Linked DNA regions of Homo sapiens: region 1 is linked to region 2. A link is a loop called in an ENCODE intact Hi-C map of the cell type or tissue named here. Cell type or tissue: B cell. All regions are shown on one strand. Each heading gives the region's core, and the rest is flanking DNA. Links, peaks and the distances in the headings are about the cores only. Region 1 holds the start of UBE2A (ubiquitin conjugating enzyme E2 A). Region 2 has its middle 48 kb from the start of SLC25A5-AS1.

Region 1 (5,374 bases), core at 80-5,079, 58 kb after region 2:
ATACATCTCTCTCATGCTCAAACACCTATAAAAGCTGCCTAAATTCCCCATTCTCGCATTTGAGGGCATTTAATCAACTTCTGTCACCCTCACTTTTCCTAGCTGAGGTCTCATCATTCCCCAGCCAAGAACCTGTCCATTAGCCAAGCTCATCTGCCCACGGGTTTAGCTCCATGCCCTTGTCTGTGCCATTGCCCCCATATAAACTGCTTAAGTTCTTCTCTCTCAAGCTCCGCTTTCATCTCTGTTGAAACAAAATTGAAATACACCCATTTCAGGAAGCTTGTCCTGATCCCACCAGAATGACGATTCCTCTGCTGTGCAATCTCTCAGCATCTGTGGTTTCACACACTTCTACAAGTTGAGGATCTCAAATCTGAAAATCTAAAATCCGAAATGCTCCAAAACCTGAAACTTTTATAATGCAAATAATTCCAAAATCTGAAAAAAAAAAAAAAAAAAAAAGGAAATCTGAAACCGTTCTGGTTCTGCTGTTGCTGTCGTAGGCAGACTTCTAAGATGCTACCCTCCCCTGAGATTCTTGGTCCTTGGTATATACACACACTTTCTCCCAGTTATTAAATGAAATACTAATCTAGGTTCTGCAGTGAAAAAATTTAGCAGACATAATAAAGGTCCCAACTTAGATGTTTTTAACATAGGGAAATTATCCATGGGGTGGGCCTGACATAATCTGATAAGCCTTTAAAGTAGACTGTGCTCTTCCTGAAAACAAGATTCAAAGAGTGAGAGGGATGTGGTGGGAGAGAAATTCTCTGTTGATGACTTTGAAGATGGAGTAGGCCACTTGGCAAGGAATGCAGGCGGCCTCTAGGAGCTGAGAGTAGTTCCCAGGTGGCAGCTAGTAAGGAAATAGGGACCAAAGTCCTACAACTGCAATGAACTGGGCTTGGCCAACAACTTGTAATTTGTTAAGCAGTGATGAAAACGAATATACTTGCTTTTGTAGATCTTGCTTTTGTTGATTTCATATGTGTGTATGTGTGTGTTAGTAGACTGCAAGTTCTTAGATGAGAGGAAAAAAAGTTTTTTTTTTTTAATTTTTGTACCCCCTTCCTACTACAGCCATAATGTGATGCTATTAGGGAGACTTGCCTTAACTGATATGTTGGAGTTAATGGGAGATAGAAATCCTTGACCATGAAAGTACCTGTTGTTAAGCAGCAGCTAGAATCACTACCATTGTCAAGTGCCTCCTGCTTCTCATGTTAGAAACAAATTCCTGCACATCTGATATCTTCTGGACATCTTCACGGGGATGTCTCACCAGTCCCATGAACTCAGTAAGTCCCACCCAAAATTTCCTTTTCCAAACTTGTCCCTCTCTCTCTATTCTGTAATTCTGTTAATGGCACCTTCAAAACCCCAGTTATCTCGGGGCTTAGAGTTTCAGCCACTGTTGACTCCTTCCTCTCTCTTGCCCCATATTCAGCCTGTTGCCAAGTCCTCCCCATTCATTCATATCCTCGCCTTTATTGTCACTGCCTGCTTCAGTATCTCGCACCTAGATACTGCAAGAGTCTCCTGCCTGCTCTCTTGAGACCAATCTCTGATAAGGACAGCTCTAATGATGTCACTTCCCTGCTCAATGGACTTCCAAGGAATCCATTAGCTTGGCATTCAAAACTCTTGATGACTTAACCCAAATCTACCTTTCTCCTATTTTCAATAATTTTTAAATGTGTATTATGCCTATCTTCTAAGTTATTTTGGGTTGACCTTTAAAAATTATCCTTTAAAACTGTTATTGCTTTTGCAGGTCCACGGACTGTGACTCTTCCTGCAACCTGCAGCTTTTCCACGTTCCTTTTACTTCAGACCCACTGTCCTTGCAACTCCCTGCAGTCGGATAGTCTCATATCTTGGACTCTTCTGAACATAAATAGCCGCTTGGCTTGTTGAACTACCAAGGGGAAATGTGGTTCCAGAGCCAAATTGTGAGTGCCCAAAACAAAACAGAACAAAACAAAACCCTACTCCGCCTGCCTTAAGCTCCCATTCCCTCCCACAGGACATACAACACTATTTCATTCTGCCCTGGGGTGATCATTGGCCTAAACGTTGAGCGCCCAATCCTGCATTCAATCCCACAGCCCCGCCCCGCCCCCCCGTCATAGTCAAGGCCGATTTATTCTTTTGATTTTCCGTGATTTTAACCAATCACTCCTCTCCCCACCCCTCCGACCCCAGTCTCCGGTGTCCGAAGGGGTTGTGCACCCTAGAGTTGCCGCTTTTTGAGAACCGGTTTTACCTCCGCCCACTCCTTCGTCCTCTAGTTTGGGACTTCCAAACTTCTCCCCTCTCCTCCCCGGGCATAGTGCGCGCTTTCATGAATGATCTGGTCACAAAACAAACAAAAACGAATAGAAAAAGAAAAAAAGAGAAAAAGAAAAAAAGCCGAAAACTTCCCAGGGTTTGCCTTAGAATTAGCAGGTGGGGATGGACCCCGTTCCACCACGAGCTCCTCCAGCGCCCGGGGCTCCGGCGTACCCTACGCCTCTGCGCTCGCGGCCCCGCCCCGGGCCTCCCGTGGGGCTTTAATGACATAAGCAACTTTCCTCGCGCACCCCCCGCCCCGTCTTGGTACGGCCTGTCCGGCGCTCGACGTTCCACCCCCCTCTCTCTGCTCTCAGGTTGGTTCAGCCCCCGTCTACACTGGGGTGGTGCTTAGCCGGCGCCAGACCGACCCTCGACTTCGGAGAGGCAGCGCGGTTCCTCTGGGTGCTTCCGCCTCCCCTTCTCCTGCTTCTCCAGCCTCTTCGGCCTCCTCGCCCGCCGCGGGAACCCGAGACCCCAGTGTATGCCCCACCCCTGACCCCGCTCGCGACATGTCCACCCCGGCTCGGCGGCGCCTCATGCGGGACTTCAAGAGGTAAACCGAGGGGACGGCCGAGGCCGGGGGTTGCGAGCTGGGGCACAGGGCGGGTCCCGAGGCGCGCCGGGCGGGGAGGGCTGGGGAGCGGCCGGGAGCGGGCGCCAGTGCCGGCCTAGGGGGACCCCTGTCTGTCTTCCCGAAGGTTGCAGGAGGATCCTCCAGCCGGAGTCAGCGGGGCTCCGTCCGAGAACAACATAATGGTGTGGAACGCGGTCATTTTCGGGTGAGTCTGCGTTCGTGGCGGTGGCGAGAAAACTGGGGACGCGAGCAGCTTCGGTCTGCGCTCCGGGGCGGGCCCCCCGCGGAGGCCGAGCGGGTAGGGGAAAATGTTTGGGTCTGGCTGGGCCTAGGCGCCTCCCCGGAGCCTGTGCCTCGATTAGCTCAGTTCCCGCTGCCAGGGGGAACCGCTTGGGGTTCTAGGGGGGCGGGGCGGGGAGTGGTGGCGGTTAGGCGCGGCGGCTTGCCCTGTGTCTCTGAGCCCGGGACATCCATTTGTAGTGGCTTCCGACCCCGGTAGCGGTGCTGGAGATGGCAGAGCTCGGGATAGCCATCTCAGATGAAGCAGGGAGAAGGGGGCCCCTTAAGTGGGAACTGACCATTTTTCTCTGTGTTGCAGGCCTGAAGGGACCCCGTTTGAGGATGGTAAGAGAGAGTTTCTTTACCCACTTTTCAGGAGCCTGGTCATCTGGGGAAAGGGTTCCCAGTCATCCTGGAAGTGTCTCCTGCTTAGGAACCTGCCTCTGCCTAGCCTCTGTCTGCTAAAGGCTTGAGTGGAATGCAGTGTGTGGCTGGTGGTTCTGGATATTGTATGCTTGACTAGAACTGCACCTTTCTTCTTGCTTTCTTAAAAAAAAAATCTGTGTAAGGCAGTCACTTTTTAAAAGGAGCAATCATAGCACTGGTATTAAGGATTTTTGAGGCTTGGGCTGTAATTCTGCTAAATTCAGCCCTCCATCACTGAATTAGTATAAACCCAACCAGTTGCTGATAGGCAGCAGAGACCCCAGAGACCATCTGGTTCAGAATTCTACCCCAAGGGCAGGAGTTGTGTTCAGCAGGTGCTTGGTAGATGTGTGTTGGATGTTGAGTGGATGCGAGAATCCCTTGCGTACAACTGTCTGGTTTCTACAATCTGACATTGAATGCCTGTCAGCCTCACTGCTCTAAGATGGTCTTAAATGCCTCATTTGAGTACAGTATTCTTTCTTATTTTTAAGTGAATTTGCAGTGTGTGCTTTCATCAAGACGTTATGATGAGTAATTTCAAAGCAGCTTCACAATTGAAGTTAGCCTTAATGTACCCTTTTGATCAGTGTCCTGCCTACCTGAAAGTACTACATGTACCAGTAGGTACATAATTTTTAATTGATTTAGGTTTAACTTTTAAAAACACGTGTAAATTGCTTTTTAAAAACTTTCTGATTTTAGATAATTATAGATTCATATGCAGTTGCAAGAAATAATAGAGACACCCTTTATACCCTTAACCCAGTCCTCTACCCAAACCCTCCCATTTGGTAACATCTTGAATGACTAGACCCTATCACAACCGGAAAAATGACACTGATAGTTCTACACTCAGTTGTGTGTGTGTGTGGTTGTTTTTTGAAAGTTTAATACATTTAAAGGATGATTAAAGTATTTGAACTCATGAAATTCTTTAATATTTGAGGTTTTAAAAAAAAGGAAAAGGATCTTTCTGTTATTTTTTTCCTCAATGATTTCCTTCGGTCACATAGCATTTATACACACACACACACACACACACACTTCAGTTTGAAGGTGGGAACAAAAACATTTCTGCAAACTACTTAATACATACTTATGTTGCTGAGCCGGATTGCTTTTTGATGCTACCAGTCCACAAAATGTTGTGAGGTAAGTCAATTTCAACTAAGTCTGTAATTCATCTCAAGTACTTAGATTTCCCCAGGAAACTGTGGACAGTCACCTGAATATTTTTAGCTTCCTCTTTACCTTTACCCCCTGGGTAAATATCATTACTCTTCAGGGCTGCAAAGAAAAGAAATGACAGCAGGAAACAGTGATTGTAAGGGCATACTACTTTGGCGCAGTTAATCATTTGAACTGATTTGTAGCAAAAAACTATAGCTAGACTTAATTTTCTTCTACCAGATTGGCACTAGTTTTTTTGTTTGTTTGTTTTTTGTTTTTGTTTTTTTGAGACGGAGTTGCGCCCTGTCACCCAGGCTGGAGTGCGATGGTGTGATCTCGGCTCACTGCAACCTCCGCCTCCCAGGTTCAAGCGATTCTCCTGCCTCAGCCTCCTGAGTAGCTGGGATTACAGGTGTGCGACACCGCGCCCGGCTAATTTTTTGTATCTTTAGTAGAGACGGGGTTTCACCATGTTGGCCAGGCTGGTCTCAAACTCCTGACCTTGGGATCCACCCGCCTTGGCCTCCCAAAGTGCTGGGACTACAGGCTTGAGCCACCGCACCCGGCGAGCACTAGTTCTTT
Region 2 (5,374 bases), core at 127-5,126:
CACCTGAAGATTAAATAAGGGGTGGGGGAGGGAAGAGTAACCAGGGAGGAACAAGGCAGCTTTGCAGAGAGAAGAACATATGCAAAGGAGGCCCCAAGACATGACAAAATGAAGCATGTTCAAAGCACTTCAAGTAGCCCAGTTGTGCTAGAATATAAAGTGCTAGATGGGGCGGGGGCGATGGAACCAGACAGGCAAGGGCCACATGAGAGGGGTGCCAATTGAAGGGGTTTTTATTCAATACTTCATCATTTATTAAATAGTTCAGCCACAGGCACGGTGGCTTACGCCTGTAATCCCAGCACTTTGGGAGGCTGAGGTGAGTGGATCGTCTGAGGCCAGGAGTTTGAGAGCAGCCTGGTCAACATGGCGAAACGCCTCTCTACAAATATACAAAAATTAGCCGGGCGTGGTGGTAGGCTCCTGTCGTCCCAGCTACTCTGGTGGCTGAGGCATGTGAATCGCCTGAACCCAGGACACAGAGGTTGCAGTGAGCCAAGATCGCACCACTGCACTCCAGCCTGGGCAACAAAGTGAGACTCCGTCTCAAAAATAAATAGATAAATAAATAAATAAAGGCAACAGGGGGCCACTGGGGCATCTTAAACAGAAGAATGCCATGATCCAAATTACATTTTTTTTTGAGATGGAGTCTTGCTATGTTGCTCAGGTCAGCCTTGGCATCCTGGGCTCAAGATATCCTCCTGCCTCAGCCTCCTGAGTAGCTGGAACTACAGGCACGTGCCACCAAATTACTTTGGTTGTTGGGAAGTAAGTAAGAAGGGAGAGAGATTGTGCTGAGAGAAATCTGTTTTCTGGCTTGAGTAACCAGATACACAGTAGCATTCACTGAATCCGGGAACACAGGGAGGACCCAGTTTGAAGCAGGGAATGAAGACAAGAGCCATTGTGAATACACTGGGTTTGAGATACCTGTAAGACACGAACGTAGGGTGTCTAATAGTCGGATATAAAAGTGTTTCATGGGTAGGGCACAGTGGCTCACACCTGTAATCCCAGTGCATTGGGAGGCAGAGCGGGGAGGATTGCCTGAAGCCGGAAATTTGGGGCTGTAGCAGGCAATGATCACACCATTACACTCCAGCCTCTGTGCTCCAAGCTGGGTGACAGAGCAAGACCCTGTCTCAAATAAATAAATAAAGTAAGTAAAATAAAAAAATAAAGTGGGTGAGGGCCAGATGCAGTGGCTCACGCCTGTAATCCCAGCACTTGGGGAGGCCCAGGCGGGTGGATCACTTGAGGTCAGGAGTTCGAGACCAGCCTGGCCAACATGGCGAAACCCCGTCTCTACCAAAAAATACAAAAATTAGCCAGGCGTGGTGATGGACACCTGTAGTCACAGCTACTCAGGAGGGTGAGGCAGGAGAAGCACTTGAACCCAGGAGGCGGAGGCTGCAATGAGCCGAGATTGCACCACTGCACTCCAGCGTGGACAATAGAGTGAGGAAACAAGAAAAAAAGAAAGAAAGAAAGAAAGAAAGAGGGGGAGAGAGAGGGAGGGAGGGAGGAAGGGAGGGAGGAAGGAAGGAAGGAAGGAAAAGAAAGAAAAGAAAGTGGGAGAGGGCCAAGTGTCCTAGAAATGAAGGGAAGAGGGGATGGCCATCGGAGCCACACTCACATAGAAGTCAAATAAGACAGGGCTGAAAAAGGAGAACCATTTCAGCAGTGATGGAGACCGAAGCAAGATCACAGTAGGCCTCTTCAAGAAGCTTAGACTGTGAAGGGGAGGAAAGAATGAAAGCTAGAAGTAGGCTCTGTGTCAAAGGTTTTTGTTGAAGGCATTAGTTCAAATGTACATGCTGAGGAGGAGAGATGGAGAAAGAGGGGAAGGTTGAGGCTTCAGGAAAGAGAGGAGGTAAGTAATAGAGCAAAGTCCAAGGGGAAGTGAGGAGGACTGAACTGAATACATGGGGGAGGTGGGTGTCAGCCTGGGGCAGGAGGAGGGAGTTAGGGGAGGGGGAGAGGGTGGTGCAGGTTGGATTTGCTGAGCAGACTCTGAGATGGAGATTAGCATGCAGGAGGTTTCTTAGGGAGTACTCTTGGGATCATCACGCGTGGAAAGGAAGGAATGGAAGCAGGACTGGAGAAAGGAGACATTGGGCTGCAATGCAGATTCAACAAAGGCCTCAGCCAGACCTATGGGAAGCTCTGAAGCTAAGAGTGGAGACAAGGGGGCCAGGCCTTTATATCCCCACATCAGTCATTCATTGGACACAGGCTGTCCTGGGAAGGAGGCATGCCCTTGGGCAAAGTGGGTTTCTTCAGCTGAGGCTGTCCCCAAAGGGGTCCACCAGCTGAGGGCTCTCTACTGTTAGGCACTGAGTCTTTCTGTTGTGAAGATCAGGGAAGCACATTGCAGTGTCTCCTATAGAGAGGAAGGGGGCGCTATTGCATTTGAGTTGAATCTGCAGCCCAGTTGGTGTGAGGCTGAAGTTCACGCTGTTGGCTTCAATTTTGCTCCGTGAAGATGGAAACCAATCTTTCTGATGAAAAGGGGGCTAGCTGGGGTTGGGGGCTAGAGGAGAGTGAAATGATGATGAAATGGCTGCTTCAGGACACTGAAGATGCGCTGACCAGGGACATACAATAGGATTGCCAAGCGATGTTAGGGTCTTAGTTGAAACTAAAAAAATCATTTTAGCAGGCCCAAACAGTGTCGCGATTTCAAGGCTCTGTCATTCTTGGTCACTTGGATATCTGTCCTTCCTCCTATGGATTTTTGTTAGTTTTTATGAGGAAATGTCTATATTATTTAGAGGAGAATATTTTGTGAGACCGTGTTCCTAAATTCTGCAACTTTTTACCTAAACTACTTCCTGAACCAGGCCTAAATTCAAGGCCTTCAGTATATAATTACAATTTTCGCTACAACAATCGTTGCTGATGCTAATGATGACAATCTTGCTAGTGGCAAACAAAACTGTGTGGATATTAAAATATTATAAACCAATTAGAAAATGACTTCAGGCCTGACAATAAAGAAGATAAACACTTGTCTACAAGTAGACAAATAAAAATCAGGATTAAATCTAATTAGCAGGCAAATACAAAATGTAGAAAATTACAAAGGAAAACGAAATTTGAAGCTTCAAGGAAAAAAAACACTGCTATAATAACGAAATATAGAACAGGTGGTTCATCAGGTACTAGAGTGACAATAGACAAGTACACCGTCCAATTAAACAATCGGCTTTTAAAATCCATACAGGAATTATGTGGATGATCATTCAAAAACAATGTCTCACTGTTCTGTGAAGAAAGGGTCCCCCACATGAGGGGGAGCAGTTATAATGAGAATTCACTAGGCCTAAAGTGTAGGCTAGGTAACCAACCGTGCCTTGCTCACGAAACCAGCTTGTTATTCCAGAGTAACTATGAGCAAGCAACAACCATGTTCATAGTAGCAGTAGCAATACGGTTCTTTCGTTTTGTTTTTTTTTGAGACGGAGTTTCACCTCTTGCCGCCCAGGCTGGAGTGCAATGGTGCGATCTTGGCTCACTGCAACCTCCGCCTCCTGGGTTCAAGTGATTCTTGTGCCTCAGCCTCCTGAGAAGCCAGGATTACAGGCGCCTGCCACCACGCCCAGCTACTTTTTGTATTTTTAGTAGAGACAGGGTTTACCGTGTTGGCTGGGCTTGTCTCGAACTCCTGACCTCAGGTGATCCGCCTGCCTCAGCCTCCCAAAGTGCTGGGATTACAGGAATGAGCCACCACGCCCGGCCAGCAATACAGTTCTTAGGGGAAAAAATGAAATGTCCAGTTCAAGAATAAAATCAACATTCATGATGGGGCCTCACTCGGCCTCCCTGCACAGATTTGTCACCGAACATACATTTCAACAAAGGCTTTGGTGCCCAAGTGACTTCAATTGTAGAAATTTTAGGACATAAAGGATGGAAGACCTATAGGGAAACTCTTTAGGAGGAATTAACCAGGTGTACCTTAAAATCACTCTAGGGCCGGGTGCAGTGGCTCACGCCTATAATTCCAGCACTTTGGGAGGCCGACATGGGTGGATCACTTGAGGCCAGGAGTTCGAGACCAGCCTGGCCAACATGGCGAAACTCCATCTCTACTAAAAATACAAAAATTAGCCAGGCGTGGTGGTGCACCCCTGTAATCCCAGCTACTCGGGAGGCTGAGGTGGGAGTATCGCTTGAACCCAGGAGGCAGAGGTTGCAGTGAGTCAAAATCATGCTACTAATTAGGAGATATACCTAATGTAAATGACGAGTTAATGGGTGCAGCACACCAACATGGCACATGTATACATATGTAACAAACCTGCATGCTGTGCACATGTACCCTAGAACTTAAAGTATAATAATAAAAAAAAAATCATGCTACTGCACTCCAGCCTGGACTACAGAGTGAGACTCTGTCTCAAAAAAAAATAAAAATCACTCTAGATATGAGGGGAGTCGGTACTCTTTCCAGCCCAACTTTAGAGAACAGCTGGAGATACCCACAGCCTCCAACGGTGGAACACTTCCAGCAAGTATAATCTTACAGCTCTTTTCTACCAGCCTGCCTGACCACGAGGCACTAATCCCAGGAGCTCCAACTACTGTTCCCCAGTCCTTTACCCCCTATCTCAGAAAGACACACATGTACTGTCAACTTAAATAACAGAAAGAGACTCTCTAATAGAAAATGACATTTATTCGGGAATAGGGCATTGCAATGGGAATAATAACACCATAGTAAACTATGTGCATATTCAGGGAGGTAAAGGAAGACAAAGGCTTTTAAAGGAAAAATGGGCCAGGCGTGATGGCTCACGCCTGTAATCCCAACACTTTGGGAGGCCGAGGCGGGCAGATCACCTGAGGTCAGGAGTTCTAGACCAGCCTGACCAACATGGAGAAATCCCGTCTCTACTAAAAATACAAAATTAGCTGGGCATGGTGGCGCATGCCTGTAATCCCAGCTACTTGGGAGGCTGAGGCAGGAGAATCGCTTGAACCTGGGAGGTGGAGGTTGCGGTGAGCCAAGATCACGCCATTGCACTCCAGCCTGGGCAACAAGAGCGAAACTCCATCTCAAAAAAAAAAAAGGAAAAATGAGGATTATATAATTGTTTTTGAAATGATTATCCTTGGCTACAAAGATCAATAACAAGGGTGATGCCAGTCTGAGGCTGGACAGGCAGTTGCTGGGCAGATGTCCTTGCAGAAGTTTTTTTTTGTTATTTTGTGTGTGTGTGTCTGTGTGTGTGTGTGTGTTTTTTTTTTTTTTTTTTTTTTTTGAGATGGAGTTTTGCTCTTGTTGCCCAGGCTGGAGTGCAATGGCATGATCTCGGCTTGCTGCAACCTCCGCCTCCCGGTTCAAGTGATTCTCCTGCCTCAGCCT

The links. Peaks named below come from ENCODE experiments on the same cell type or tissue, not always from the same donor. Only the 100,000 strongest peaks of a DNase experiment are listed, where the experiment ranks them.
Region 1: a loop joins it to region 2, with 11 times the contacts of the local background. A loop is called at or near these places in 24 of 110 quality-filtered maps.

What each region holds. Positions count from the first base shown.
Region 1 is chrX:119,571,863-119,577,236 of GRCh38, forward strand. It overlaps UBE2A (ubiquitin conjugating enzyme E2 A), which reads left to right and starts at 2,701. Exons shown (of 6, transcript NM_003336.4): 1 at 2,701-2,893; 2 at 3,039-3,119; 3 at 3,513-3,538. The coding sequence starts at 2,850. LOC124905208 (a long non-coding RNA gene) reads right to left here and starts at 2,633. Exons shown (of 2, transcript XR_007068307.1): 1 at 2,273-2,633; 2 at 1-441. RefSeq lists enhancers at 2,473-2,973, 2,974-3,474 and a silencer at 2,932-3,101. In B cell, for the core only: no CTCF peak of the experiment used is centred there; DNase peaks (open chromatin) are centred at 2,619 and 3,269; H3K4me3 peaks cover 2,240 bases; H3K27ac peaks cover 2,066 bases.
Region 2 is chrX:119,514,053-119,519,426 of GRCh38, forward strand. No RefSeq gene overlaps it. Among named protein-coding and RNA genes, the nearest start is that of SLC25A5-AS1, 48 kb to the left of the region's middle. In B cell, for the core only: CTCF peaks have their summits at 2,378 and 2,579; a DNase peak (open chromatin) is centred at 2,409.